Linked DNA regions of Homo sapiens: region 2 is linked to region 1. Evidence: read pairs that join two places in POLR2A ChIA-PET (ENCODE). Cell type or tissue: OCI-LY7. All regions are shown on one strand. Each heading gives the region's core, and the rest is flanking DNA. Links, peaks and the distances in the headings are about the cores only.

Region 1 (16,307 bases), core at 3,798-11,797:
CTTCTTTCTTTAAAAGGGAGGAGGGAGAATGTTTAACATTTTCCTCCAGTAAACTGGGAAACACCGCCATTTTGAATTGCTTACTTAGGGATGCTGCAACTGCTTTTTTAATAATGTAGCTTTTTTCTTTAATGCAATCACTATTTAAAAAAATGAATGTTTCTCCAGTAAGTTTCTTTATATTCAAATCACCTTTGGACAAAGACCAAACACGGACAGCATCAGCCTACTTAAAGAAAATTTCCAGGCTTTCACAAGAGACTCGGTAAAACGGGATTATAATAAGAGCCATTCTGGAACCTTAACTACAGCATTTGCCATCCCAAACACTATAATAATCATTATTATTCTCTGGTATCTATTATTGTCTGGTAAATAATATGTGTTTTCCCCCAAAGTTCTGAAGGGTGCAGCTGCACCACACTCTATTTTTCGCAGCCCTAGTCCTGCTGCTCTGAAAAGCTTGCTCACACGAAGCTTATTTTAAGAGAATGGTAAAGTAGACAATTTGTGCTGTTTCCTTCCCTCTCACCACATACTTGCTGTGTCTGGGACACCCACAAAGGCCAGATGGTGGCAGTACAAGTCCCTCTCTGCTGATAACATTTGAGGAGGGGGCGGTATTGAAGGCATCCTCATTTGTCCTTCTGGCTCTGGCTGGTTCAGGGCAGCCCCCTTGTTGGTGACACAGGAAAAGACTCTGGAATCGATGAAAATGAAGAACCAAGCTTGGGCTTCACTTTTCTGATATTTATTGGTATGGAAGGTATGAAATCCAACAGAGTGGGGAGGAAATAAGTTTGGATTTTTAGAAAGTGATCATGGCAGGAAGTTCCAGAGTCTGGAGCTGGTTCTGTTTTGTCCTTGCCAAGCAGAAGAATCTTACGAAAAAACTGTCCTCCATGTCTAAATGTCTTCATCTGTGCAAAGGGGAAATTACTACAATAAGCGAAACAGAGACCCGAGTTACAGTACAAATGCCTCTGACTGGCTATGTGACCTTGGACCTGTTTCTCAGCCACCCTCCCCCAGAGCCTCGATTCTTCTACTATGTTCCTCAGTCACCCTCCCTCAGAGCCTTGATTCCTCTTCCATGTTCCTCACCCACCCTCCCTCAGAGCCTCAATTCCTCTTCCATGTTCCTCAGTCACCCTCCCCCAGAGCCTTGATTCTTCTACTGTTCCTCAGCCACCCTCCCCTCAGAGCCCTGATTCCTCCTCCATGTTCCTCAGCCACCCTCCCTCAGAGCCCTGATTCCTCCTCCATGTTCCTCAGCCACCCTCCCCCAGAGCCTCGATTCTTCCACTGTGTTCCTCAGCCACCATCCCTCAGAGCCTCGATTCTTCCTCTGTGCAGTGGGGGCCTGGGTGAGCTTCAGTATTAAGTCTTCCATTTCTCACATGCTCAGATTGTGGAATCTTTCCACAAAATCCAGTATCAAATATGTAGAATTATAAACTTGAACAACTGAATATTAATCTGTTACCAGTATACAAGGAAGCCCATGAACTTCTGGACCCTGAACTCCAAAATTTCAGAAAGTCTCCTTCTCTCAGTACACACAAACATACACACACATCTATGGCAGAGGTTTGTGGAATACCCCTTAAAGCAGGGGATTCTGGGGAAGTGGCCACAATTGTACCTCACACTTGGGTTTTCCTCTGATTTGGGCATTTGTCTGAAGGCAGGATAACCCACCCCTGCTACATGAAGCATCAGACACACACAATTACATACAAATAAAAGCCCATTTCTTATGCTATATATGTATCATACATGTACTATGTATGTACCATACACACACGCTGGCACCACAAGGCATGGTCTCCATCGGGCATGTATGACCAGCTATCTTCAGAATTCCAGGCCTGCCTGCCCCTTTTGGCCAGAGGAATGAAATATTTCTCTTCATGGAATCGTAACTGCACACCAAATGCATTGAGAGACTCTCTGTTCACCTGGTGAGTCACTTTTCTGTTTTATCAGGGAAGCATGGCCAAGAATGTGATCTAGATACTCATCCACCTTTATAACACAAAATTTTCCAGAGAATTATAGATAGCAAAACTGTGTCTAAATACATTCTCTCAATGTTGATACTGTCAAAATATGGCCACTCTCACCTTTACTTCTTTGACCTTTATGGCCTAAGACTTTCACTGTTAGCATTCCATAAAACTTCCAGGCAACCACTCCCAAAAGTAAATGTGTGTTCAGAGAAAAATGTCTGTCTTATTCTACATCCCAACATTTCCAAACTAGCTCTTCTGTGGTGGCAGATTCCACTTCTACCAGGAAGCCTGCCTCTATTAATCTAACCCATTTTCTAAACTTGTATTATTTCCTTCCTCAAATACTTTTGTAATTAGCATAATCAAAATCCAGTAGGTCTGTCCTGTCTTCCTCATTTAGAAGGCAAGCTCCCCATGTCTGTCATATTTATCCCCAGGAGTCTAAAACCCTGTGGCATCAATTCTATGATGTGCAAGAAATGCCTGCTGCCAGCCAGCTTGCCTTTGTCCAATTACCCAGGCCCTACCAGAGATCCACTCACTCGGGCACGTCTGCCCATCACTTATCACAGTTAAATACAGCCATTACGTGCTGGCTGCGGCAACGCTGTTTATCTGGGACAATAACGAGTCCCTGAGGACTGGATTGCTCTCAGGTAGCCGCAGCTATTCTGGGACACTCACAAGGGTAGAGCCCTGCGGTCAATGAACAGAGCCGCCTGCACTAGCTGATAAACTCTGAGTGTGATGCCAGATAGTGGTCCCCACACCAAACCCATCCCAGGAAGGAAGGTTTTTACCAAAACACGATTCCTTCTCTCCTCCATCAACCATTGCTTCATGAAGAGTTTTTAAATGGCTTTTGCAGGATAGAAATTGTTCTCATTTTTGAAGAGGATGACATCTCTTTTCTTATAGCTCATTAACTGATGAAGATACGTGGGAGATACTGGAGGTTTGGTTCTAGACCACTGCAATAAAGTGAGCATTGCAATAAAGCAAGTCACATGCATTTTTTTGGAGGGTTTCCCAGTGCATATAAAAGTTATGTTTATACTATACTGTAGTCTATTAAATGTGCAGTAGCATTATGTCTAAAAAACAATTTACATTTCTTAATTTAAAATACTTTATTTGTAAAAAAAAAAAAATGCTAACAATCATCTGAGCCTTCAGCAAACCATAACCTTTTTGCTGGTGGAGAGTCTTGCCTTGATACTGACGGCTGCTGACTAATCAGGGTGGTGGTTGCCAAAGGCTGGGGTGGCTGTGGCAATTTCTTAAAATAAGACAACAATAAAGTTTGCCACATTGGTTGATTCTTCCTTTCACAAAGGATTTCTCTGTGTCATGCCATGCTATTTGATAACATTTTACCCACAATAGAACACTTTCAAAACTGAGTCAATCCCTGCTGCTGTTTTATCAACTAAGTTTATGGAATAGTCTAAATCCTTTGTTGTAATTTCATCATTGTTCACAGCATCTTTACCAGGAGCAGATTCTATCTCTAGAAACCAATTTCTTTGTTCATTCTTAAGAAGCAACTCCTCATCTGTTCAAGTTTGATCGTGAGATTGCAGCAATTCAGCCACATATTTAGGTTCCCCTTGTAATTCTCTTGCTATTTCTATCATATCTGCAGCTACTTCCTCCACTGAACTCTTGAACCCTTCAAAGTCATCCACGAGTGTTGGAATAAACTCCTTCCAAACTCCTGTTAATGTTGATATTTTGACCTCCTCCTATGAATCACAAATGTTCTTAATGGCATCTAGAATAGTGAATCCTTTCCAGAAGATTTTCAATGTACTTTGCCCAAATCTGTTAGAGGCATCACTATCAATGGCAGCTAGAGCCTTATGAAGTGTATCTCTTAAATGATAAGACTTGGAAGTCAAAATTCCTCCTTGATCCATGGGCTGCAGAATGAATGTTGTGTTAGCAGGCATGAAAACAATTAATTTCTTTGTACCGCTCCATCAGAGCTCTTGGATGACCAAATGCATTGTCAATAAGCAGTAATGTTTTAAAAGAATTATTTTTTCCTGAGCAGTGGGTCTCAACAGTGGGTTTAAAATATTCAGTAAACCATGGTATCAAGAGATGTGCTGTCACCCAAGCTTCGTTGTTCCACTGACAGAGCTCAAGCAGAGTAGATTTAGCATAATTCTTAAAGGCCCTAGGATTTTCAGAACAGTAAGTGAACACTGGCTTCCACTTAAGGTCACCGGCAGCATTAGCCCCTACCAAGAGAGTCAGCCTGTCCTTTGAAGCTTTGAAGTCAGGCATTGACTCCTCTCTATCTATGAAAGTCCTAGTTGGCATCTTCTTTCAATATAAAGCTGTTTTATCTATATTGAAAATCTATTGTCTAGTGTAGTCACCTTCATCAATGATCTTAGCTAGATCTTCTGGGTAGTTTGCTGCAGCTTCTACATCAGCACTTGCTGCTTCACCTTGCACTTTGATGTTATGGAGACAGCTTCTTTCTTTAAAGCTCATGAACCAACCTCTGCTAGCTTCAAAATCTTTTTCTGCAGCTTCCTCCCCTCTCTCAGTCTTCAGTGATGAAGAGAGTTAGGGCCTTGCTCTGGATTAAGTTTTGGATTAAGGAAATATTGTGGTCGGTTTGATCTTCCACCCAGACCACTCAAATTTTCTCTATATCAGCAATAAGGCTGTTTTGCTTTCTTATCATTTGTGTCTTCACTGGAGTAGCATTTTTATTTATTTGTTATTTAGAGACAATATCTCAGTCACTCAGGCTGGAGTGCAGTGGCATGATCACAGCTCACTGCAGCCTCAAATTCCCAGGCTCAGGTGATCCTCCCACCTCAGCCTCCTGAGTAATTGGGACTACAGGTGTGCACCATCACACCCAGCTAATTTTTCATATTTTTTGTAGAGACAGGGTTTTGCCATGTTTCCCAGGCTAATCTTGAACTCCTGGGCTCAAGCGATCCGCCAGCCTCAGCCTCCCAAAGTGCTGGGATTATTACAGGTTTGAGCCATTGTGCCTAGCCATGGAGTAGCAATTTTAGTTTCCTTCAAGGACTTTTTCCTTGCATTCACAACTTGATTGGCACAAGTAGCCTTGCTTTTGGCCTGTCTTGGCTTTCAATATGCCTTCCTCACTAAGTTTAATCACTTCTAGCTTTTGATTCAAAATGAGAGACATGGGTCTCCTCCTTTCACTTAAACATTTAGAGGCCCTCCTTTCACTTAAACATTTAGAGGCCATCATAGAATTATTAACTGGCCTACTTTCAATCTTGTATCTCAGGAAATAGGGAGGCCCAAGGAGAAGGAGAAAGATGGGGGAACAGCCAGTTGGTGGAGCAGTCAGAACATACCCAACGTTTATTGACTAAGTTTACCTCTTACATGGGTGCAGTTCATGGTGTCCCAAAACAATGACAATAGTAACATCCAAGATCACTGATCACAAATCACCATAACAGATATGATAATGAAAATGTTTGAAACATTGTGAGAATTACCAAAATGTGACACAGAGACATAAAGTGAGCACATGCTGTTGGAAAAATGGCATTGATAGACTTGACAGGGTTGCCACAAACCTTCCATTTGTACAAAGGCAATATTCGTGAAGCGTAATAAAGCGAAGCATGATAAAGTGAGATATGCCTGCAACTGAAAAACATTCCTTCTCCTTTCGAGTCTATAGCTCATGGTAAGGAGAGGGTATGGGAGCCAAGGGTGAGTTTCATCTTAGCTCAGTGTTAGGCTCTGGTCTGAATCGCAGCTTCATCACTGTGATGCTACTCACCCTATGGCTCTGAGAAGCTAAGGTTCCTGAGTACTAAAAATAAAATAAAAATAACAATAAAAATTAACCAATTATAAGGCCTTGTTTTCTTTAATTTTTAAATAACTTTTTCTTTTAGCTATATCCCTTATTTTACTTGTTAATCAGTAAAAATTACAACCATGTAAGACTCCCTACTGGGATAACTCTATCTTTAAGTCTTCATTTTACAAATGAAAATGTTGTTTTCCTTTGCTGGTTCTATGGGTTAGGGGAGAGCAGTCTGTTTTTTCTTATAAGTGGTCATTGCTATTTCTTGCTGACCTCTAAAAGTTTCTGAGGGGCGAAGAACCCAGAACTACGGAGCCCCTTCTTGTGCACTCACTTAAGTAAGTCCTTATCTTCACCTTGGACAATGGATCCTCTTTACTAAGTTCTTTCCAGAACCTGGAAGTTTAAGCAAACCAAATGACCAGGTCTCTGGTAGGCCCTCTTCCAAAACCATGGAGGGATTCATGACTAACAGTGTAGTTTTCTTTTTTCTTTCTTCTTCTTTTTTTTTTTTTTAACAAACACACTATAGCAGATGGCTCTGTTCACTCCCAAAAAAGAAAAATAGAATAAAGAAGAATTACATGATAGAGCTGTTCTGCAGGAAATTTTGAACAAGAGCCTAGGTCCTATGCCCTGGCTTTCAGAACTAAGTACTTCCCATTGTGGTTTATGTCTTCAATGAAAGGAGTTTTCTTTTTTTTTTTGAGACAGGGTCTTGCTCTGTCACCCAGGTTGGAGTGCAGTGGCACCATCATGGCTCACTGCAGCCTCAACCTCTTGGGCTCAAGTGATCTCAGCCTCCCAAGTAGCTGGGACCACAGGCATGTACCACCAAGCCTGGCTAATTTTTTTCTGATTTTTTGTAGAAATGGGGTCTCCCTGTGTTGCCCAGACTGGTCTCAAATTCTTGGGCTCAAGTGATCCTCCTGTCTTGGCCTCTAGGCCTTGCAAAGTGCTGGGATTACAGGCATGAGCCATGGCTCCTGATGGTTTTTTTTTTTTTTTTTTTTTTTTTTTGGTAGTGGGGGCGGGGCAAGGTCTTGCTCTGTCACCCAGGCTGGAGGACAGCTGCATGATCATAGCTCACTGCAGCCTCAAACTCCTGGGCCTCAGCCTCCTGAGTAGCTGGGTCTACAGGCATGCCCAGTTAATTTTTAAATTTTTTGTAGAGATGGGGTCTCAAACTCCTGGGCTCATGATCCTCCCACCTCAGCCTTCCAAAGTCCTGAGATTACAGGCATGAGCCGCTGTGCCCAGACTAGGAGTCAAATTTTATTGCACACCTAATTTACATCAAATACAGCACCAGGCATTTTTATATACTTATTTCACTTGGAAGCAAACAGCAATGCTACTGAAATATTTATTACTATCTCCATTTTACAGATGAATAACTTTGCCAGGAAGGGTTGCCAGAAATAGGAAAAGGTGGATGGAAGTCCAGCTTCTAGAACCCCAAAGTCAAGTTTCCCCCTCCCGCTGGGAGAGCTGACCCCTAGCCTATGTTCCATCTCCCCCCTTCTTTGCCCTGACAGTAGGGTGGCAGGGTCACAATGTCAGAGCTGTATAGTGCCTTAGAGACATACATGGCCTAACACCCTGCATTTGCAAACAAGAACTCTGAAAAGTTTTTCATAAGAAAAAAAAAAAACCACACATTTTCATCAAGTCTCATCCAACACACGAACTAGCTGATGTCAGTTCATGGAACTCAGCAGGCCCCTGGCCCACAGCTCTGCTCCCCTCTCCCCACTGTGACTACAGGAGCAGGTGTCACTGTGTCCCTGTTAAAGTGGGAGATGCTAAATCCTAGATGAATTTAGAGACTCATTCAAGGGGTCAGTGGAAAGGACAGGGTCCTTGTCCTTTTCTGATTTCTACCACCCTGACTCTCAAGACTGCGGCCTTCCAAAAATTCTGCCTGTGACAAAAAAGCCAGATGTTTACTGTGTTAAGATTAAGTGTGTTACTTCTCTATGTTATATGAACAGAGGCATTCTAGGTAAAAGAGAAAGAATACAGAGAAAAAAGCAGCTTCATGTGGCAAGTAGCTTTGACCTGTGGGTCAACGGCAGATTTTAGGATTTAGATGAGGTCTGGGAAAGCAGTCTTCTCCACACTTGATTCATTCTTTATGACCAGCCCATTAGCAGAGAGAGGGAGGGAGAAAGCTTCATATTAGTACAAATGCCATTGCAAAATGTAAGAGCTATAATACTGATTTCTCCCCCAACAGCAAAAATGATGGAGAGTGTGGTTACTAACTGCTTTCCTGCAACCCTTTAACCTCTCAACCCTAGATGTTCAGGCACAACCTATTTTCTCTCTGGAATTGGCTTCCTGATGTGAGGAAGCCATGCCGTGGGTGGCAAAAATATGACTCTGGTGCTTGGCACAGGGCATGTAACTGAAGCAGCTGCGGTCAGATCCCATGTTCCACCGAGAGGAAAGGCAGATGAGGACTCAGGTTCTAATCCTGGCTGCGCCACCCTGTGACCTTGGGCACTCGCTCTCTTTGTTGCAGTCTCGACTTGTAAAAGTGGAACCAGAGATTTTATGAGAATTTCTGGAATGGTTTCCCTAACCTCTGAGGTTGACAACGTGGAAGTGTTTCATTATTTTCCATTACACATCCAAGGGAAGAAGTTCTGGGCTGTAGGGGCTATCATGACAATTTTTGTAATAAGCATCTACTACGAGCCAGGTAGCTCCCGGACATTTTAACTTGTTATTTACATTGGAGCTGATAACTGCACAAAGTAGGGGTTATTATCTTCATTTTTTACACATAAGCCATGGACAGTGGTTTTGCATGGAAACTCTGGAGCCAGGCTGCCAGTCGTATCTCAGCACTGCCATTTACTGGCCACATGACTCTGGGTGGCATACTTAACCTCTCCAAGCCTCAGTCTCTTCATCTGCAAAATGGGCTTAATAATGCTAAGTCTCATGCATTGTTGGTATGTAGCATTTAAACACTGCCTACATGTAGAAAGTGTTCAATAAATATTAGCTATTATAATTATTTAATGAGAAAATGCAGGCCCAGAGAGGTTATAAAACTTGTCCAAATCCTCACAGCTGGTAAGTGACCCAGCCAGTTTTCAAACCCAGGCAGGTCTCACTCCAGCCCCAAGCTCTGTCCTTAGGCAATGCATCCTTTCTAACAGGATGGCAACTGCCATTTTAGGGCATCTGTGATGAGCCACACTTTATACATTTCCTTACCTGTCTCTTACAGCAATCTCATTACTCATGACATAGAGACTGAGGCTCAGAGAGCTGAAGTCCCTTTCTCCCTCACCTGGTAAGTGTCTCTGCTGGGATACGAACCCAAGCTGGCCCAACTCCAGAGCAGATATTCTTTTCCACTAAACCACACTGCCACCTTCCTTCACCACCAGGAGCCCACTGGCACCACATGTGGAAGCTTCTGAAGGTTTACAGCCTGGAAAGTCAAAAAAGAGAAGAGGACATATCCAAAAGGTTGCCAAACTTTCTTAAAAGTAGCCGCAGGCCATGGGAGGATCTGATTCTGATGCTGAGAAAATCTCCGGAGATGTCTAAGGAATATAGAGCAAGCCCCCTGAGCCTTTCTGCTGCCCTTCGGTCTAAGGACAGACAGTCTAGGCATCGCTGTGTAACCTCCACATTCCACATTCGTGAAGTCCGCTGCTGCAAGAGCCAGGGCCTGCCTCTGTGCATGCATGAAACAGCAGCCCACATCTGCCCTTCCCTGCTGGCTTAAGGCTCAGAGCTGCTGGTTGGTCAGAAGGGTGGGGCCTCTGTTTCTGTGGCCATCTGGAGCCAAGCCAGCATCTTCCTTCTTTAGATCCTGGAATGGTCTGTTGATTGTGAGATTTCCTTCCACCGTGCATTGTGACATTTCCTTAGGCCCACTTAGCACAAAGAAAGTTCTTCTCACTGTCCAGAGACAATGGCTTTCCATACTTAACCCATAGATCTGGCAGCGCATGTCCCTCGCACTCCAGCGATGACGTTCTGCAATGTTTAGAATCAACTGCTGGCAATTAGCCTGCCATCAGAATGCAACCATCAGCTTTAGCAATGTCAGTCTTTCAGTCTACAAAGAGCTGCTCAAGTAATTTTCCTCAAACACAGATTTCATCTTGTCATTCTTGTGCTTGAGGCCACAGTGACGTTGCCCAATGTATTGAGTACAAATTCCCCAAACTCCTGTTCTACCACCTTCCCACTCTCCTCCAGCCTCATGCTTCTCACCCTCTGTGGTCAAGCCCTTTGTTCCAGCCAAGTGAACCGGAAGGTCATCCCTAATACAGCTTGCTCTTTTCTGTGTCTGTGCCCTTTAACATGCTACTTCACCCCTCATTTCTCCACCCCTGATCGCCAGCCCACATCCCTCCTCAGGTTCAGAATTCAGAATTCATCGACCAGAAGGCACTACATCAAGGCAGCTTCATTAGCTGTTCCTCTATGGAGACGCTTTCATTCATGTGATCACTGAATACTTGTGTGCTCATTCTTCCAGCCCCTGTGCTAGGCACTTGGTTACAACAATGAGTGAACTGGACCCGGTCCCTGCTCTTGCGAAGCCTACTGTCTGCAGTGTCACATCAGTTTGCAGGTTCTGCATGTTGCTTGTAAAAGTGACCTTGGCTTTTTTTTTTGTCTCTCAGTAGGTTATTAGTTCTTCAAATCAAGTCAAGGACTCCTGCCACACACCCTCCCCTACTTTTTTTCTTTTCTCTCTTTCCCTCTCTCTCTCTCATCTTTTAATAACACAGACCTGAGCAAAGTCAGCATTAGATATTGTTAGTGCAAAATGGATATGTTTTACCCTCTAGGGAAATAAATGAAGACTATCTCTGAACTATGAATGAGCAAAAGGGGACTGCTTCCCTCTGTTTGGATATGATGAGGAGTTATTAAGTTTCGCAGATTGTAATATATGAATTAAGTATACATTTAGGATTTATAAAATCCAAAAATAGGATTTTAAAAGTTATTATTGCTATGCATAGGCCACACACACACATGCACACACACACACCCAGAGCTAAGACAAAGGACAAGTTGATCACCTGATCGGACAGTGAGAAGTGCTGTCAAAATCAGGATGAGAACCCTGAACCAGTAGCCCTCATCTTCATTTGCAAGGTTATAATGTTTTTCCACCAAAAATTTTTCATAGTCTTTCAATCAATATTTAAGGTCCATGTTGCCTAAACCTTGGGGATTATGAAAATAGCCACTAAGTCCCATGTTTATGATGCCATCTTATTTAATGGGAGGATTGAAGAGATCTGCATGTATTTTTGGTTTGGCAAATCTTAGAATTATTTTTTCAACATTTGGGTTTGGATAAAACCAAAACTTATTTTGCCAAGCACTTTGGCCTTAATTTTCAAACCCATGTGTATTTTAAAAGAAATTTGATCTATGTGTTTCTGACTCATTTACACTTAACTCATGAGAATGCTGTTTGGTAAGAGCTATTAGATGTCCAAGCAAGTTTATGAGCCTTTTAAAGCCTTCTTTTCCCCATTCTTACCAGAAAGTTGTATTTTGCCAGCCATAAAAGAGTGTGAGCCCCAGGGGCCTGTGATCACTTTGAAATTTATAACCTCCAAAGCTTAAATGGATTCTGCGTTTGGAAAAAGGGTTTCCCCCTCCTCTTTTTCATATTAAGTGCACAAACAGGCTACCTATGATAAAGACAGGATCCTATGTCTTAGCTTCCAAGATGGCTGAAGGCAAATAGTAAAGAATTCAATCCAACCACCAATAAATTGTCCCTAAGACATTTCAGAGGAACAATATGACACTTTAAGTTCATGTGGACACAGACTGAGATCCAACACTCTAATGGGAAGTTTTTTGTTTGTTTTTTGTTTTGAGATGGAGTCTCACTGTGTCGCCCAGGCTGGAGTGCAGTGGCACGAATTCGGCTCACTGCAACCTCTGTCTCTCAGGTTCAAGCTGTTCTCATGCCTCAGCCTCCCAAGTAGCTGGGACTACAGCCATGCGCCATCATGTCCAGCTAATTTTTTATATTTTTAGTAGAGACAGGGTTTCCCCATGTTGGCCAGGCTGGTCTTGAACTCCTGACCTAAGTCTGATCCACCCGCCTTGGCCTCCCAATGTGCTGGGATTACAGGAGTGAGCCACCACGCTCACGTGTGGGACTCAATACGGTTCAGGTTAGAACACTTTAGCTTTTGAGTGCTGGGGAATTTCTTTGTTTTAAATCACAGACAACCAATCTTGTTTATGATTTTTTAATACATTTAAAAAATAATAAAATAAGCTGATTCTACTAAAAATGACATTTGAATTAAAACCAGAAAAGCAAGAAGAATGTGAATGCATGCTGCAGCAACTTCATCTTGTATCTTCTATAATGATGCTCAGATACTACTCAATTATAGTATTCTAGTGGGAGAAAGCTTTTGGGTAAATTACTTAAAAATGGCTTATAAAGGCTGGGCATGGTGGCTCATACCTGTAATCCCAGCACTTTGGGAGGCCTAGACAGGTGGATGATGAGGTCAAGAGATGGAGACCATCCTAGCCAACAGGGTGAAACCCCATCTCTACTAAAAATACAAAAAAAAATTAGCTGGACATGGTGGTGCGCGCCTGTAATCCCAGCTACTTGGGAGGCTGAGGCAGGAGAATTGCTTGAACCCAGAAGGCAGAGGTTATAGTGGGCCGAGATCGCGTCACTGCACTCCAGCCGGGCAACAGAGTGAAACTCCATCTCAGAAAAAAATAAAAATAAATAAATAAATAAAAGCTTATAAATATTTAAAGTATGAGCATCTAACACATTATAAGGACAAAGTTTTACATGTAACCACATGTGCTCCAAATATCTTGAAATTACTCTAAATACGGGTTTAAAATATCAAAAGAGCTTGTTGATGGGATGCAGAGCTTTGCAGAGAAACTTAAACCTGATCATTCTTGCTCCCACAACACCCAAGCTGCACAGTTTTTAAAGTGTGTGTGTGTAGATTTCTTTAGAAAAAGATCACGTTACAGTCTGAATTTCTAAAACAAGAGTTGAAGGATGAAATATAGGGTTTCCCCTTCTCTCTCCAAATGCCGTTTAGCCACTTTGCTTCTAGATAATTTGTTATTGTAGGTTGGTTCAAATTTAAGACAGTAACATTTTAGAAACACTTGCAGAACTAAGCCAGCTGCAAGGAGGATATCATTACAAATTGAGACACATGTTGTATGGGAATACCATTCATTTTCAATACCAAAAACATATCTGGGGAAATAAGCCATGCAAATGAGGGAAAGATCTACTTTTTAGTTGTATTTTTTTGGATGTTAGGTCAATGTTCCATATCAAATGAATTCATGAAGCGTTTCTCCCTTTTGTTCTTTAAATACTATCAGTCACATTCTTACTTCCCTTTTTACCCAAAACAAAACACAGCTTACTATATCAAAGACAGACAACAAACCAGAGGTTCAGAGGGGAAAATGATGAGACAACTAGTGCTGGTGCAGCCAAATATCTGGATGGGAATGAGGCTGGGAGCACTGGAAGCTTTGATTTGCCCCAGCCCTGACCCCTTGGCTACCTGGAAAGCCAGGTCTGCTCTGCCCCCATCTCTCTACTCAGGGCTGTACATCTGGACCACACAGTACAATTGCACAAGCATTTTTTGCTTATGATCATTAATTCAGTCCAAGGAGTGGCAGAGTTAGGTAACTTGACTGATTTCCAATTTTAAACTATGTAGTACACTTGGGACTATTTTAAAGCATTAGAGAATAATTCCAAGTTTTTGTTATTGTCATTTTCTTTTGCTCCAGTCATTTTTCACTAGAATCTTTTCGATGACCCTTGAAATAAGTTTTGTGCATGTGTGTGTACTTCCCCTCCCTGTTGATGGTCTCATGTTCCCAATCCTGACCCCACCCTATTTTTTTTTTCTGTGCTGTGGAAATCCACAAATCTGGAGAAGAACTCTCTGCAGTTAGTATTCAGAGCTGGTGTCTGAAATGGCATTTACCCCATTTCCTTGAGAATGGGACCCTGTTAAACGATGCCAGTGCTAAATTGTTTATTTTCTAAAGCTAATTTCTTTCTTTCTCTGAATGAATTTCGTTTATGCCCTTTGAGGCCCTAAGAAAAAGTTTACACATGCAGAATGCATTGCCTTAACATCCATCCACATAGAAAGTGCTATGCACTTAAAACGGCAACGGAAGGATACAAAATAAGTTGTGCAGGACACGGTAAGAGAAAACAGCATGGCCACCCCCGTCCCTTTGGCACGATCTCTTAGACAGGAAAGTCTGGAAAAGGCGGGGCGTTCGGGTGAGGGTAAGTGTTCCACAACATGAGGTAAGTGTTCCACGGTGCAGCGTATTTTGGTCCTCAGACATCTCTGCCCCTCTGCAGCACTTGTCTGCATGAAGGTAGGTGTAAATGATTGAACATGGTGCACAGGCAGCAGCTTAGGCTGGCAAGGGAGTGACTCATTGGAAACCAGTCAGGGAACTGATTTCCAGTGCCCTCCTGGGCAACGGCTGGTTAATAGCTGGCCGAACGCGTCTCTTTCCAAGTGCAGTCTCTCCAAGTAAAGAGGCATACTGGGGAGCTAGGGAGCATTGGCAGCGCTCCCAGACACTGCCACATCAATGCCCTGGTGTTCACCGACCTGTCCACCTCTCTGACTCTGGCCATTCTGCTTTCTTGGCCTCAGTGGCAGAGTAGAAGATCTTTCCACAGAAGAACAGTGTCTCCCTGTATCGTACAAATTTTGAAGGTCCAAGTGCTGGGGAAGTATCTAGCTTATTTCTTTTCTTGCTTCTCTTTTCTTCTTTCATCACAGGCCCTTGTGGGAAATGGTAACTTGAAGAAAAGTCTGTAACCTTTTGCATTGTGTCACTAAGGCAATCTTATTGAGGCAAGTGCTACATGATGTAGCTCCAACTTTGATTCTGCAATATTAGGCCCACAGCAGAAATTGCCAAACAATATATTCTAAGTTTTAAGAGAAACTTTCCATTAATTCAGCTTCCTCAGAGAAACAAGAAAAATTTCAACTCAGATATTGCTCCATAATAAGGTAAGATAATCCTTCAGAGATATAGAGCATACTTTTTCTGGAGCCAAAATCTATGGACGTCTTCTCCCATGAAAATGCCTCTGTGCATAGGCACATAAAACTTTCCATGAAATTTCAGGGGGAGTTGCTGAAGGCCATCCAGGGACGAGTCCAGGGGGCCAGGAGACCAGCTTTAGGGAGCTGCCATATGGATCTGGAGACAGAGCCAGGACCAGTGCTGCACTAGCATGACCCTGAGTGGGTGCCTCCTCAAAGTCTCTGCCCTAAGCCCTTCCTTTGCTTCACTCTAGTCCCAGTCCTGCTGAAGATGGAAGGTTATGGGTACATCTGAAAGTAATAAATATCCAGTCACAGATGTCATTTCATATTCCATCATAACCTGATTGACATCATATATAAAAGTTGGATGCTTGTACATTAAAACCTTCCCTCCAAGTCCCTGGTCATAAGGGTTAACATGGTCCCAGCAGCATTGAATTGGGACATATCTCAGGCCAATCTTGACACCATTCATTCCAGAAAACTTTCCTCTACAAGTCTGAAATGATCACAGGAAGCACACTCCCAGGTCCTCCCACTCACATGTGTCCATGACACAGACCTGGTGTCTTCTTTCTGGCTCTCTGAAGTACCTCTACCTAGAACTATATGTGCCAACTGCATCCCAACAGACAAGCTAACCCTTAACTTAGGGACTGTCACCAATTAATATTCCCAATAGTCAAGTACTGGACCATTAGATAGCACAAGTCTGACACAGGATCCGAGCACATCCCATTCATACTGATTTCCTTTTGTCACTCTCAGTTTTCCTTCTTTTCCTTGTTTTAAAAGTAGGCACCTATAGTATTGTTTCGAATGTATGGACTGACTTCCCAACCTCCTCCCAGACAGCCTCCTCTCTTGAACTTCTCAGTTTGAGAAACTAAATTGGCAAAAAACTTTTTGGGACCTCCACCCTTTTGGCTTCCCCAATGAAGTGAACTCCTTGCCTTGGAACAGTTGTTTCTAGGACTGTGGCTCCATGACCAGACTAATAATTAAACTCCAAAAAGCCAAACTACAGGTGCCTCCTCCAGCTTTCCCTGAGAAAATAAGATGTCAAGTCCCCCCTGCTGAGCCTGGAGTAGTATCATGGAATTGGGACCAGGAAAAAGGGTCTTATATTTTCTTTCTGGTTTTTGAAACTTAGAAATTTGGGAGCCACAAAGGTGGAAAAGTGAGATGAAAGGGTTACTCCTTGTACACATTTTTTCCATTGATTATTTTACTTAAAGAGTCTATGTCATTTCCCTGGAAAACTGAGGAGGGGGAATATTTTCTTTTGAATATCTTCAAACATTTGCAAATGGTTACTCTGAACTCCCCAATGTACCATAAACAAGTGTA
Region 2 (16,307 bases), core at 5,401-13,400, 60 kb after region 1:
ATATCTTAATATCTGAACACTTTTTATATGAAAGCCTTATCCTAGCACACGTTCAATATTGCCTCCCTTCCCATCTCTGGTTTTGCCATTTAAAAATGTTCACGTGTTTCTTTTCCCCTCCCTGTTCACACAGAGAAACAAATAGCAGCACATCCTGCTCCAATATCAAAATCAGGTTCAAATTTTCCATTCAAAGGAAACCAAACTAAAATGAGATCAGAACACCAAAAAACAGCAGAGTACTTCACATGGTTAAGTCTGAGGCATAACTTCTATGCAATTTGATATACTGAATGTGGATTATGAAATTCTAAAGTATGGATAATATACCTACATATACTTTGTCTCTTCTGTAGGTTGGGAAGCTCTCTAAGAGATGGTGGTGGTGGTGGTGGTGGTGATGGATAAGGGCATCCTAATCTATAGAAACATACTTTATCCTAATGAAATCTATAGCTTGTTTTATTGAGAGAGACAGAGAAAGAGATTATTGCTCATCTACCTATGTATCTCCATGAATTTACAAGAGAAATATTGATGGACATGCAATCCAAAATAGAACAAAAAGCAATTTTCTGGAAAATCAAGGCAAAAGTAAAGTTTCTTATTTTAAACTCAGCTTATCTGGGGTATGTCTTAATTGATTTAACATTTCACTTGCAAGAATGAACAAGCCATCTATCAGCTCCACTCAAGGAAAAGTGAACAGCATTAAAATGCTCAGCCAAGATAGCCAGAGGCCAACCTCTACCCTGCCTCACTGGCGGCAGAAATACAATCCAGAACCAACTCATAAGCATTTCATTTTTACCTGAACTAGAACCAGGGAGATATGTTATTGCATATATTCATTCATCAAATAATTCTTAAGCGTCCACCTCCATGGTTCATTGAATCTATATCACCATTGGTTGTTACAATGCCTTTATTTTAATACCACCAGGAAAAAAAAAAGCCACTGGCAATTAAACAATGACAGGTCATCAATTGTAATATATGACTCCCATTTCTGAGATATTAAAATGTTAGGGGGGAAAGTGCATCTCAGAATTCATGAAAAATGCTGTGAGCTAAGCATGGTTCTCAGGGATCCAGCAATGAATGAGAGAGACAAGGCTCTTGACACACAAAGCTCTTGGCCAGGGCAGACTCATCTGGAATTAAAAGAGAATGAGTACTGTACTCTGGCAAAAGTCTCAGTTCCTGGTAGCATGTAGCTCTCCAGGAAGAGACCAAAAGTGTAGGAAGTGTGCAAAAAATACAATTAGGGAAAATATTTTAAGCCAAAATGCAATGAAATACATTATTTTGAAGAATCTTGTTTTCCTGAACCTGCTCATTTGAAGCTTAACCTGGGCTGCTATCTTCCTTCTTCCCTTTTAAAATTGCCTTACCAGTCCTCCCATCTCTAATTTCTTGCCTCTCTTATTACTCACATATGTCATTCTTCTCCACTTCAAATATTTTTTATACTCTTTCCCTTTTCCTCTCAAGAGACTTTCATTAGCTTGTTCTTCTAACCATAAACTAAGCACATGACTGAATATGATTAATATTAGTTCTGGCTGGTTACTGGTGCATTTTAATATTGATAATTGATATCCTATCTGATTTCCTGGTTTTGCTTGATATATGATGTATAGTTTCCTTGAAGCCACTGGAGGTGAATTCTCTTTGGTATTTTAGGCAATTGTTCAGTTCTAGTAATTAAAACAATAAAGGAGAATATGACTGACTCCCATATGCTAATTTATTGCCAGAAATCTCAAAAGAAATAGATCCATTCACTCTAAGGAATACAACCCTAACAAACCAAAATAGTTCAAGCTTTTTTAAAATAGCCTTAGTGATCCTAAAAAAAAAAAAAAAAAAAAAAAGGATCAAAATCTATAGCAGTCAGACTTTTAAAAAGACACTCGAATGTTTGTATCATATTGAAAAATATATTTTCTATAGTCTACAGCTGATCTTTTAATGTCCCAAGTCTACCAAATTAAAAACTATATACCTTGGCTCTGTTCCCCACAATTTATTATGCACTGGGAATCCGCAAACATTGCCATGACTTTCTGAATAAATTGCCCTTCCTAACATTCCCCATAGATGTTCTTTCTGGCTTCAGAATTCTACCAAAGAATTGTTACTATAAAGAAACTAGAAAGAGTCATTCTGAATTAATTTCTTAATCCCTTCATTCCACAATCATAGACTGTACTCCTTCTCTGGCCCTGGAATGTAAAAATGTGTAAGACCTGGCCCCTACCCTGAGAAGGCAGCGGCATGTGTTGGCCTGAGCACAAGCATGGGTGTGTGGTCAGAGATGTGGGTCAAGCTCTAGCTCTGTGCCTGCTCACTGGGCCTCCTGCCCTCCCCCAGAGCAAGGAGTATCCCATCTCTGCATTTTAATTTCCCCACTTCTAAAATGGAAACAGCAATATCTACTTAGAAAAGTTACGGTGAGAATAAAGGGCCTTAAAAGGGGTCTATACAGACAGATCACAGTGCTTGTTCATTGGAGGTGCCTCACAAAGGAGGATTTCTTGTCTCCTTCCCTTAGCACGGTATCAGAGGCACATCCATTTGCTATGGCAGATATGGCTCTGTGTAAATTACACCTTTTTCCCTTGCTTTGCATTTATGTTCTTAGTTGCACATTTTAACATTAAAAATTTTACTATTAAATGGTTAGGCAGAATGAAGAGGTCTGGGACCATGTAGAGAGTTTTCCTTGAGTCTTTTTTTTTTTTAAGCTTAGTGCCAAGAATTATCTTTGTGCCGTCCCCTTCACTGTTCAAAGGGAAATTTTGTGGGGTTTTCATGCAAATGTGCACATGTAAAACTTTCAGGTACTCCATTGCTAGTAAATTTGGTCAAGTAGTAGTCTATGATGTACTGGAAAGCAAGCAACCTTGGAATAAATCATCATAATCACAGCAACACTGATTGAGTGCCAGTTGTTTACCAAATACTGTTCTAAACACCTTACAGGCAGTCATCACTTAGACCCCAGGCCAACCCTACCCAATAGCTACTATTGTCCTCATTTCACACACCAGGACGCAGACACACAGAGATTCAGTGATTTGGGCAAGGCTATACAGCCAGTGGGTGGAGTGGAGGGGATTTCTGAATCTGAACAAAATAATCTGGCTTAAGAGTCCAAGTTCTTCACTACAACACTATACTATTTTTTGGAAACTTTAGATTATCCTACAAAAAGGTATTCAGATACTGCAGTACTTCATAAGTCAGCAACATTTGCGATGCCGCCAACAAGTATCTCTAGTTCCCTAGGCATAAAAAGGCAAGTGGATAGATGTTCAACCCTTTCTCAGAAGTTCTTTTACCCAAATTAAAAATATTACATTTGAGTTTTTATCCAAACAAACTGGGAGGAGACTCAAGTTGAAGAATAAAGACAGGTACTCCCAGTATCTGCCTCAAGATTTTGTTTAAACTAATGCATCCTTCTAGCTCCATTTTGTTAGTAATAAGACTACTGGTTGTTGAGCTTTTATTAGGTGCTAGGTATACTAAATGCTTCATATACATGATCTCATTGACTGCTGAAACAACCCCATGAGGTAGGCAGGTGCTGTATTTATTCTCGTCATATTGATAAAGACGCTGAGGCTCAGGAGAGTGAGAAACTTGCCCAGAGTGCACAGCTAGCACATCTGCGGAGAAAGGATTGGGACTCCCACTCTTATCCACCAGACCACAGTGCCTCCCTTGGAGAACACACAGTCTTCCATACCTCCCTCTGGCTCCAAGAATCACTGTGATGGACTGTGTGAGAAGCCAGCATGAAAACCAAACCATTATACCTCTGACATTTGTAGGCAATGGCTCTGAAATCTGAAGGGCAAAGATCCCCCATGCTCTGGAAAGGAGAGCCTGCCAAATCAAGACTCCGTCCCCCAATAAGGCCCCTATATCAGAGCAGAAGCTGAGCAACTCTAGCCCTCCCTCATGTGGCTTTTCTCTCAAATAATAGAATTACAAAGAGAGGTAAAATAGAGTTTGCATGCACGGGAAAGGAGGGGAGATGGTCAACTGTGGTCAAGAAGGTCTTTATATAGGAAAAGTGAAAGGACCTGAACTACAAGACTATGGCAGAAATGGGAGCCAACAGGCTGAAGAGAGGAAAGTGGCAGACAAAGCTGGAGAAGAAGATGAAACACCAGCACAGATGGGAACAGAGGAATGTGCAGATGAAATATGACTCAAGTGGAATCCATCCCTTCTGCCTGTATTAAAGTCTAGATGGTCTTGCTGGAGAGCATAATTATGCCACCTCTATCAGAACTGCCTCTTGCTTAGTCTAAGATTGTGACTTTTATTTCTGGAAAGTTCTATTTTTCCAAGATAGTTTAGGAAACTACGGGAATACAGGAATAACCACAAACTAAAGGGATCTGGGAGATGGCTGGGGAAAAAAAATGGTGAGACAGGCTAAGTTTCTCTAGACAGCAGCCAGTCCCCCTGGGATTTTCTGGTTATTTTACACTTGTGGGGCTATTGCAGTGACTATTTCAGGAAACTGGTACACAGTATACAATGTATGCATACATCATATGATGTTTTGTTTGATGTGATGTGAGTTCCAGTGTGTCATCATGATTTTAATTTTCAGTGCCTGTGTTGCTCAGCTGTAAAATCAAAGCAATAGTATGTAAATTCATGTTGAGCTGGGGCGTAAATCTGGCTTTCATTAGACCAAAAGCATTAAGGGGAGGGTCTCTGGTCAATTGCACCTATTCTGAGACATCTATTAAGTTTCAAATGAAACAGGGCAGTTTCTATCACCTTTCAGGGGTTCTTGTTATATCTTCATGATCTAGCAGAAAAGTTCTAGCAATGGCTAATATATGGCAGCCATCCAGAATTTCCCCTCACTACTGTGAGAGGCTAACATGTACTGGTGAGTTGGGCTGGATTGCAAAGACATCCAATCTTGTTTTTAAATGAATACACTTAGAACCAGGGGCCTGAGAGTAAATAAAGTTCAAGTCATCACTGGCACTGTGATGTGTCTTTCACTTTAAGGGCTTTTAAAACTGGGTCTGATTGGCCAAGCTTTACCAAGGTTGTGTTGAGCAGGAAAAGAAAAGCACAATATATAACCAAGAGTCATTTGTTTTATGTATGCATTGTCCCAAAGCTCCAATTCCCAGTTTAATTAGTATCAATGGATTGTTTCTAGCCAGAGAAGAAGGATCCTAAAGATTTTACAAAAAAAAAAAAAAAAAAAAAAAACACCAAAAGACCAAATCTGTCCCTCACAAAAGCATACATACTTCAGAACAGTACAGCAAAAAAAGTGGGAGGGGGTGCGGGGAAGGAAAATGAAGCATGATTAGTCCTGAGTTGATAATTGTTGAAGCTAGGTGAAAGGAACATGGGGGTTCATTATATGATTCCCACTACTTTAATTCTGTATACTTAGAAATTTTCCATAATAATGTTTTTAATCCACAGAAGTGCTAGGAATTCCCATGAAGCAGAATTACTAAAATCCAGACTCGATAGGATAGTGTCAGTTATTGAAACCCCTGCATATGGGACTGCCTGCTGTTCACCCCTTAGCCTTCAGGTACTCTACACTTGGCCAACCTATATACTAACCTGGGTGCAGTGCACCTGGCCCATACTTTCCCACCTCCATGCCTGTGCTATTTTCCTCTGCTGGGAAAACCCCCTTCCCTTACACTTCCTGGCAACTATCTAAATCCAACCCATGAAAGGCCTGGATCAAAGGTATCTTCCCTTATTAAGTTTTTAATGACTGCATACAGAAACAATCTCTTCCTCCTCTGTACTCCAAGAACTTTGCTAGTGCTCTTTTGGGGCATAGCTCACTGTGTAATAACAATCATGACTATAAGAAGATGATAATAACAGCAGCTAATATATACTGAGCACTTACTATGTGCCTGGCTCTTTAAATATGTCATCATTTTCTATCCTTATGATATGCTCTGAGGTTATTTCCTTTTATTATCACATTTTACAAAAGATCTGAAGCTCAGAGAGGTCCAAGGGGGTGAAACAGGGATCCAAAAGTGTGATGTGATATCAGATACGTTACAATAAATGTTAAGCCTTTGCGTCTATGATCCTTAGCTATACCACCAGGATGACAGTGTATAAAGTCCAGCTGGGGCAAGACCTGAGGGCCCACATTTTTGACGACTATGATACTGTATGTGCCTTATTTCTCCTACTGAATTGCATGCTCCTTCAGGGAAGGGACTGTGTCTTTTTCTATGTTGTGTCCCTACCTGCACTGTCTAGTACAATGCCTTGTACATAGAAGATGCTCAATAATGTCATGTTTATTGAGCCCTGGATTAGCACGGGGTATTTCTACTGCCTAAGGACTACATGCAACTCTTATAATCCACCTGTCTACATCCACGAGGAAATGAAATGGAAAAATCAGCCCACAGAAAAATAGCCTAAGCATCTCTTCTCATCATCACTTCTGATCACACAGCCATAAAACTAAAGTAGTTTTCATATACTCCCTACACAGGCATTGTAAGTGACCAGGAAGAATTCTTCCCTGATGCTATTTTTATTTCACCTTCCAGCTGTGAGCTCCCTCCCTTTCCCTCTGCAAAACCCTCACCCCTAACAGCCTCAGGAAAAGCCAAAGGGATTCAGACGTTGTCTAGGTGATGGCTCAGGAATCTGGAACTGAGGGAGACAGGCTGATTTTGCCCCTCTGAGTTTCCTTTCTCTTAGTTCCCCTTTCAAACTTCCTAAGCCTGGCTTTTTTTCCAACCAAATAATACTCCATCAGTTGCTGTTGTTCTTTGGTTATATTTTGACCTTCTTCCTGAACACAGGGATGTTCTCTGGACTGGTCTTTTGAAAACCTGGGGAGTAGGCTCAGGAGTCTTCAGTTCCTTCTCAAAACCCTCTCAATGTTCCTCTTCTTCTCACTAGAGGTCTTTCCCCTCCAGTGACCCAGCTTATGCTATATTTCTGCAAGGTCTTACTCTCAGTGGGCTTTCAAAAATTGAGAAAGTCGTGGCTGAGGAGAAACAGTGAGCTCATAACACACTTATGGTCCTCCTCACTCTAGCTCTGAACCCACCTCTAGCCAGAGATACGAGCATTTGAATAGAGGAAATGAGAAGCCTTCTAGTCCCAGAAGAAAGAGGCAGTAATGATAAAGGGACCAAGAATGGACTTGGGCTAGTCTCACCCATGGCTGGCTCTAAATGTTCCCTTTTCCAGGCTCTTGTAAACCAGGCTGCTACACTGTTAACATGATAGAAATTTCCTACATTTTCTTTTATTAAAAGTTTTCTTTAGTCATAAACTTAGATATGCCAGCAAAACACCCGTGTGTGTGTGTGTGCACGTGTGTGCGCATGCCTGCAAGTGTGCATGACTATCTATGAAGAGGTAGGTGGGGCCACACTGAATTGTGACATATCAAATAGTACTCGTTTTAGCTAATGTCACTTATCTTGACAGCCTTTCATTTTCAAAATTAATAAAAAGCATAAGGAGACTGCTGCACAGTCACCAACTAAAGGATCTTGGCCACAAAGCTAAATATCTAGTCATCTGTGTTGTACATTAAGTGTGAAGGCACATATCACAGTTTGGGATTTAAATGGAAAAATCAATACCCTACAGGAAATCTACAGTTGCATAGCAGATTTTTCTATCAGCCAATGCTTTCTTTGTCAGTGCCTTCTGATTACACACACTTGTGTATTCCGGGCATCGATTTTGCTTTGCTTTTGTTTAAGTTACTTAATATTCCTCCCTCTTCCAAGAAGCAGGCATGTGGGGGTGGGGAGCGGGCAGAGACATTAGAGAGTCAGTAATAAAGTCAAGGCAATGTCCCGTCTACCTGGCCAGGGCACTTTCTGTCAGTGTCTGTGGCACAGAGGACTAGTCGTCCAGCCATGTGCTCCTGATCATCTGGGGGCCCAGAAGAACCCTGTGCCCTCAGTGCTTTCTCCAGAGCTCCCATGCTTTCTAAACTGGCTACTGCTCTTGCAGCAATCCATGCAAGAAGATGGCAGAACCACCCTTCAGCTAAAAAAGTACTTTGGAGTGGAGCTTGCAATCTTCTCTGACAGATTCTTTAAAAATCTGCTCTAAGTTGCACTAAGAAAACTCCAAGGATTTCCTATTTCTTTCTTATGAATGAACAAGTCTCTTTCATATAGAAGCATAACTTCTCAGGGCTTCATAACCAGCCAAACACCATCACTTTTCTTACAGCTGAAAAAAATTAAATTTCTCCTTGGAGAAATAAGCTTACTTATGTTTTCTTTTTATTCCTTTTCTTTTATCACAGGAAAGTATACTGACCAAAATAAAGCATTTCTAACAGTGACTGGAAGGACGAAGATTGTACCAAATTGCTCAAAACTACTGCCAACACAACAATGTGTTTAAGCACAGCAATGACAAAACATCTATTTTCTCTAAAGACAGCTAAAAACGATGTTCACATATATGTTTTGCTTCCTCCAGTATAAACTGACCACAACCAGGACTCAAGCATGTTCATTTTTCCAACAAATAGACAAAAATTAAATATGGCATGTTACTTTTGCAAATTTCTCTAAAAAGAAGTAAGCTACCCCAAAGCATTCTGATACCAAAACACAGCATAAGGGCCTCTGTGGTCTTCTGCTGAATAATCATAGTTACAGAGACACATTAAAACCGAAATGAACAAAAAGAGTTTCCTCAGAATAGGTAATGCTAGCAGTCCTGGAAGTTTAAGAGTCCTAAGATAAAACATAAGTTAAGTTAAAATTTCAGAAAAAAATTACATTTATAAGCAGCAAATTTGCCTGTGGATCTGTTGGTCAAGGGACTACACACACAGAATAAGTAGTGTAATTGTAACTGTGCAGACTGTGGAGGGGGAAAAGGAGGTTCTTGCTGTCAACATGTAGCTACTGCGGCTAGAATGGGTAAGAACTGAATTTTTGTCTCTTCTGCTCTTTGGACACTTTGTTTTTAATGAACAGTTGGTATCAGAGCTAAATCCAAAGACTGTTACATGTGGGATTTCCTAATGCAGAGACCTGGCAGAGCTGGTCGGCCAAAAAACTAAACAGAAATTAGACTACCTCAAAATGTAACAACTGAGCATCCTCATTCTCTTTCAGTGTTTTCACTTAGTTGGAGCAAATGTTTTGCTTTAATGCAATTGAAAAGAAAAGAACATTTAGGGACAACATAGCTAGATCCCTCATAAAGCTTCATTTTCAAAAGGAGTGTTTGAATCTCTAAATAAATGACAATTCATTCTCTGTTTACTTTAGGTAAACAGAAAATGCATTGCAGAGCACTCATTTTCAAAAGCTAATCAAGAACATTAGGTCCCAACAGATTCATTTAATAGAAATATAATAGGCATTCCTGCTTGCTTTTCATCTTGTCTGGCTGTAAATGCTAAAATGAACAGCAAATTAACCCTGCATTGGAACAGAGTCTCAATGTCACAGCTGATATCCTCCCTCTCACGACTTGTAAACATCCCCGCACCCTGTCACTGCTTTGACTCCTTCTGCATAGGAGAGACGATTAAGTTTGGCAAGAGAGTGGAGGAATACTTGAATTCTAAAGGGAGTACTGCGTGTCAACTCTGCTATCTTCCCTAGCAGAACAAAATATTACCATGTTGTCTCCTAAAATAGTGTACAATGAGGACGTAGGAGGAGGGGTGAGGGTGAGGTTCTTTTTTCCCAAGCTACATATATCAACTGTCTTTCTCTATATTTTTAACTTTACTAGCCATTCTCCAAGTGGCTGCTTATAAACTACTAAACACAACAAGCTAATAAAGACAGGGCCATTCAAGCTCTATAATCAGATATAAAAGATTTGCAAACAATTTGAGATCTTAAAATTAATATTCAGTGATATCAGAATTAGCATTTAGAACTCTATACAGAAAACTATAATATTTCATCAATTATGTAATCATGAACAAACCCTTTCAAAAACTGTTTTCACTGTGCTAAAGTAACATTCTAGACTTGTTGTAAGTATGTTATTCTTACAAGTAGTTCGCAGTTATTCTTGAAGGCAAGCCTTGGAGTTTCCTTAGCATAGTGCTGCTGGGGAAAATTTTCAGCATGTCCATCTTCATCTCTAGCCTGAAGGGAAATATAATGGCCTATTTAGGGACTTACAAATAATGGAAGAAAAAAAGCTAAAAAGCATAACAGCTCAGATCATTCAACAAACGGGAATCCAGAAATAACAACAATATTAAGAAGTTTGTTTAAATACGCAGTACGCCTTTTAGGTATCAAAATTTGGGATTTATTTTTCTTTACATTGTTTAGTTTGAACATGCAAATTCATTGTGGTGTAATATTTAAAACAATATCAAGCAAACCAAAATCAAATAATTTTGTTGGCAATTACCACCACCTTAGTTTTTCAGTGCGCATTGTTCATTGCACATTTAGGATTATATGACATACATACGTGTTTAAACTTTTTGGCATGCTTAAGCAATCTCTAGATAATGCACTTTTAAAAAATTCTAATAGCAAGGCCATAAGAAAAGCAATCTGCATAATTATATTTTGCATTGTAATACTATTAGAGATAAACTGATTCCCCTCCATTTTTAAATAAAGATCTAAAAGGAGCGATGATCTGGTAAGAACCATGATTCTTCAATCAAATGCAGTAAAAAAAAAAAAAAAGATTTAATTTAAAAGCTGCATTAAAAGTTACTGGTTATTTTGATCTACGCTGTTAATTAAGAAAGCTGAAGTTTAAATGGAGACATTAACAGAACCCATTAGCAATACCGCTTGCATACAGTCTTCTTTCTAATCTCCACTGGTTTCTGGTTTGGAGTGGGAGAGAAGGGAGAGGTAGGTGAAAGGGGGCGTGTCTGCAGCACACTCATTAAACCATTCATTTGCGTGACACTTGCACTCCGCTCTGCTCTCATCTCATCTTAGCCCTAACTGCTCTCTCTTTCCTGGCCTCCTGAAATTCACAGCTGAGCTGTCTCCCTCACATATGGCTTGCATATAATTATGCATATTCCATTTTACACTGCATTAAAATGATGAGCTCCTGGCTCCCTGCCAGCTGATTTTTAAAAGCCCTAGTGAAGTAGGAAAAAGGAGAGAAACACAGGGAGAGCCGCACAGGAAGCAGCAGGTAGTTCTGTCTGCTGTCTCTTTAGATAAAATGTATGTCTGGCACCAAGGGAACAGCTGAGAACTACCTGTTGTTATGTATGGATTGAGGGGGGAGAAAACAATGAGCATACACTGTGGCAGAGATGACAATGCTTATGTATTGTTCCTCCTTTAATGGAGCAAAATCTGCCCTGATGAGTGTCACTCAGAGCTCCCTGGCTATACTGGGGCTTGTCATTTTAGAAAGAGATCCATATTTTGTACATTTTAGAATGTATTGCTTGTGTTTAAGAAAGCTTCTGCTACCTAGTCCAGGGAGGGAACTAGATGGAACTTGGAAGTGCAATGTCATGGTCAGTAATATTTAGGTTACAAGAAGTTTGTGGGGAAAAGAGATTGCTCTCTTTTGGTTCACTTTTGAGATTTATAACATCCCTCATGCTTGGTGCCTTTTTATTGTACCTTTTTTTCCTACTAAATCAGACTAAAATAAAAATGCAGTTATAGGATTGGCTATATGCGACAGAGAAAAAAGTTTAATTGTTGTTCATGTCCAGTGGCTACAAGGCACTGAGACCAATGATGTTTCTTCTTACTGCATCGGAACAACTTTGCAGCTACGCCATGGTTTAAATTAATATAGCTCAAATGGGTCACATTTTAAATCCCAACTGGCAAAGGCAGCAGTGGCATAGATAAATGAAAGGCAGTTGTAAGAAAGTAGGAAGATGCCATTGGGCAGTGACAATATTAGATTCTTCATAACAAAATGTTAAGCCACTCTATGAGGTACAGGTCTCTTAAAGGCAGGGACCACATCAATTTCATCTTTCTTGTTCTGCCATGCCCAGTGCCTTACTTTTAGTTGATATTTAACAAACATTTAAGTGATGATGGAAAAAACCCATACGTGGATAGTAAGTAGACCCTACCATAAACAACTCTGTAGAAAATGCCACCTCAAAATATGCTAAACTTGGTAGTAGCTTTATTATATTCCTGATGCACTATGATATATATGCTTGGAAACACACTTTGCATATAATTTTCAAGGGCTACTATTTACATATGTATGTCTATATTCAATATATATGTATCTTGTATATAAATATTCATAAGGTGGAATGTGTTTATTATGCATATACTATGTATACACATTCATACACACCAGATGCCTAAGGATATTTTCAACATTAGTGGCAAAAATACATTCATTCCACTTACATGTAAGGTGCACACAATGTTTTTTTTGTGTTTAAAGGACAAAAAAAAAATCCCATTATCTAATATTTGAATATGCTTCCTCAAAGGGGCTACAGACTTCATATAAAGCTGCATAATTTATGAGGTTAAATAAAGTAGCAGTGGAAGAGAAAGGAGAGGGGGATTGAAGAGATTCGGAAGTGGAGACAGAAAGCTAGAAACTTGCTTTTTTATTGAACCATTATGTTCACCTCTGCATCAAACTTCCATGGCTCTGGGAATGGCCTGTCCTCTAACACCCACCCTGACTCCAGAGTCCAAGAAATTCTATCCTTCAGCCATTTGCTGTGTTTCCACTACATGCCACAGAAATGAAAAGCATGCAAAGTACAAGAAGTTCTTGAACCATCACCTTCACGTGTATTTGTGTGCACAAATAACTCACACACACTTCTCACCACTGTAATCCCCTTTGCATTGTGAAATTTTTAATGTGTAATTTTAAATTACTATGACAGGAATAAGTGTAATTCAGTGCATTCATCTAACACAGGAATTCGCTACCCCAGCTGCATATTAGAATCATCTGGGGTGTTTTTTTTTTTTTTTTTTAACATATTGGTGTCTGACCCCCTCCCTTTCTAAGATTGTGCTTTAACTGGGGCCTGGACACAGGTGGTTTTTAGAAAGCTCTCAGGTGATTGTAATGTACCAAAGAAGGGCGAGAACTGCCGATCTAAGGAGAGTGCCTACAGCTATCAAGGGGAGGCCCTTGGCATAGCTGCCAGAATGTTCTCTAACCAGGTCCCAGGCCCACTGGAGTGAACCATTGTGCTATGAGAGGGGGATATACAGGTTGAGCAACCCAGATTCAAAAATCTGAAATCCCACATGCCCCAAAATACAAAACTTTTTGAATCCCAACATGATGCTCAAAGTAAATGTTCATTGGAGCATTTCATGTTTTGAATTTTCAGATTTAGCATGCTCGACCAGTAAGTATATACAACGCAAATATTCCAAAATCCCAAACACTTCTGGTCCCAAGCATTTTGGATAAGGAACACTCAACCTCTAGGATGTAGTCCCTATGGTAGACCTTACCCTAAATATTCAAAAAGCCTGGGCAACACAGGGAGACCCCATCTCTACCAAAACAAAACAAAACAAAAACTAGCCAGGTGTGGTGGCATGCACCTGTAGTCCTAGCTACTTGGGAGGCTGAGGCAGGAGGATTGCTTGAGCCCAGCACTTCGAGGTTATGTTGAGCTATGATCGCGCCACCACACTCCAGCATGGGCAACAGAGCAAGACTCTGTCTCAAAAAAAGAAAAAAGATTTAAGAGATTACAGAACTAGTTGCTTGTGGGCAAAAATTATCATTATTTGTTTGTTTGTTTCTTAGTTTCTGGTATGACCAATAATCTTGGAAGAACTACCATACCACTTCCTTAAAAAGGCCTTCCCAAACCTCTCTATCCAAGGCAAATATCTCCTCTGTGGTCCTTCTTAGACTCAACATGGTTGCAACCTTGGAATTACTGGTGTGATTTTTGTCTCCCCTAGTAGCCTACAAGCTTCCTAAGGGCAAGGACAGAGTCTGATCTCCCACCACTGTATCTTCAGCCCAGCCACTGCCTGATGCCCAGTAAGTGATCTGTAAGAATGAGTTGGATCATTCACAGAACTGGTGGCAATGTTAGACAACATCCATAGGACCTTCCTTACCCTAGAGAATCAGTTCATAATGTTTTACAACCTCTTATATATTAAAGTCAGAGGTTTATTCTACATCTGCCCCCACTTGGGTGGGGTGCCAGACAATGGCTTAACAAGGAGGGTGGACATAGGACACCAACGACCCCTTCAGGGAGGAATATGTGAACACTAAAATTGTTCAGAATCACTGGCTCATGGTAACAACATAAAGCAGACCAACTTTTAGCTGGTTTTATTATTGTTCTTAAATCCTCTGCAGACAATGCATTCTCTAATTGCCTCTTGAGAGTGGACCACCCCACTGTCGGCTCTAGATATCCACTGGGGCCAGAAGAATTGTGTTCACGTCTGACTTTTTTCCAGAGTGACAAGTTCTGAAAGAAGGCACATCAAGGCACTTCATGATGAACTAACTCTCTCCTTGTGTGTTATTTTCAACAGTTTTATTCTGACTAGTGTGCTAGATATTTATGCCAACTACAGGGAAAAGCAAATGGGAGACTATTTTTTTGCATTTTACTACAAATGTGATTGTCAGAACAAAGGTGCATTTTTGACCTATTATTCTAAGGAAATTTCTTTTTTTTTTTTTTGCCATAACAGAAACAAAAATCCTTCAGTTAAACTGCAAGCGGATTTCCCTGTTTTGCTGACAGTTGTGTAACCATTTTCATGTTGTGCCTAACATTTAGATAAATATTAGATGATATGAGAAATTTACAGTAATTGCCTCTCTACTTCAAAAACCTCTGGTTTAAACAAACTTTGTATTCACCTCTCTTTCCCTCTGAATCAGCACTAATTCACTTCTCTTATTTTGATTCTTACAATACAGCAAACTTTAGTTCTTCAAATTCACTGCTTCCTCTGAGCCAAAGTCTTGGTGCCATGTGCATGTTGGAGCAAGCTAGGCATTCTTCCTCCTCTGAAGAATGCCTTTAGAAAAGGTGGAACATTCTAGAAATAGCTCCACTTGCCTACCCCAGAGAAGTGTGATGTTTCTGACTCCATGAAAAGGTTAACAATATTGCCATTTAAGTCAAAAGATAATTAGGCTTCAGAGTTAATACCTCCCTGTGATGAATGGGAGTTTACACTTCTGTGTCATTGTGATCTCAGGATTTCTTTTGAAAACAAGCAAAGATTCTGCCTGGAATCAGGGCCGGGGAGAGCACAACAGAGTTTCCAAGCTTAGCCCTCCTATGCTGCAGCAGAGGCAGCACATGTCAGCTCACACATGTGGCATTTTTACCGGACTTAAGAACACCAAAAACAGCTCAACTCAAAGTTGTGAGAATAAGTGTATAGTTGAAGAATTGGAGAGGAGAAAAAAGGGGCCATTGATTTTATATTTTATAACTAATTGTTGGAACCAGAAATAATAGAGTTTATTTTCGAATTCAAGGTAAAAGCATGGGGACACTGCTCTGAAAACGCATGGAATTTCATTTTCTGAAATCTCGTTTCTGGTTTAGCCTTCCTTTCTCAAATGCATCCACACGTTCTCTTGAGGAAGCTCAGGAATAAACAGCAGCTATCACACACTGCCTTTCAGTATGCTGTGAATGTCTTTGTGAACTTGAACTAAAGGTCAGCACTGATTCTTTGTCCTGCAGTGGACAGACACCTGGGATCTCTGTTCAGCCACTCCTGCCTCTGGTGGGAACAACATAGGGAGGTCTTCAGAGTAGCTCCCTGCCTCCCCTGGAGTTACTGCACTGTTGAGCTCATCTCAGTGGCCCAACTCCTCGGGTCTGAATTCTTAGTGCCCTTCAACTGGGTCTCCTGTCCTTCACTCCCATTCTTTCTGGTGGAGCTAGATTCCATCTCTCCTTCTGCTGGCAGATCCTTATGTGACCTTTAAGCCTTCGTTCAGACTGCAGCTCCTTTAGGAAGCCATCAGTGACTCTTCCTCCTGGTCCTTGCCTAAGCTCTGCACCCTCTGTCCCTGTATTTCCATTCCACACCAATTTATTGCATTGCATTATGACCATGTGTGTGTCTGCCTCTCCCACTAATCAAACAGGTCCTTGAGTGTGGAAACTGCGTTCTGACCAGCTTCAAATGTCCAGATCCTGGACTAGTGCCTGGCATATTATAAGGGTTCCATAAATGACCGAGTGAGCGAATGAATAAATGAATGGGTTTCTATCCTTTAACGCTATCGCTGGATATTCAGCCTTACACTCCAGTCCCTACCAGTTGAGTGTTCTGCCTCTGAACCTC

Evidence for each region. ChIA-PET counts read pairs that join two places held together with the same protein. Peaks named below come from ENCODE experiments on the same cell type or tissue, not always from the same donor. Only the 100,000 strongest peaks of a DNase experiment are listed, where the experiment ranks them.
Region 2: POLR2A ChIA-PET joins it to region 1 with 8 read pairs; 4 of 35 experiments call an interaction of 5 or more read pairs at or near these places.

The regions. Positions count from the first base shown.
Region 1 is chr6:107,639,715-107,656,021 of GRCh38, reverse strand. All of the region lies in intron 6 of SOBP (sine oculis binding protein homolog), which reads right to left. Among named protein-coding and RNA genes, the nearest start is that of SOBP, 160 kb to the right of the region's middle. In OCI-LY7, for the core only: no CTCF peak of the experiment used is centred there; a DNase peak (open chromatin) is centred at 6,901; H3K27ac peaks cover 1,034 bases.
Region 2 is chr6:107,580,921-107,597,227 of GRCh38, reverse strand. It overlaps SOBP (sine oculis binding protein homolog), which reads right to left. Exons shown (of 7, transcript NM_018013.4): 5 at 10,053-10,148. Among named protein-coding and RNA genes, the nearest start is that of SOBP, 99 kb to the right of the region's middle. RefSeq lists an enhancer at 10,685-11,577. In OCI-LY7, for the core only: no CTCF peak of the experiment used is centred there; no DNase peak of the experiment used is centred there.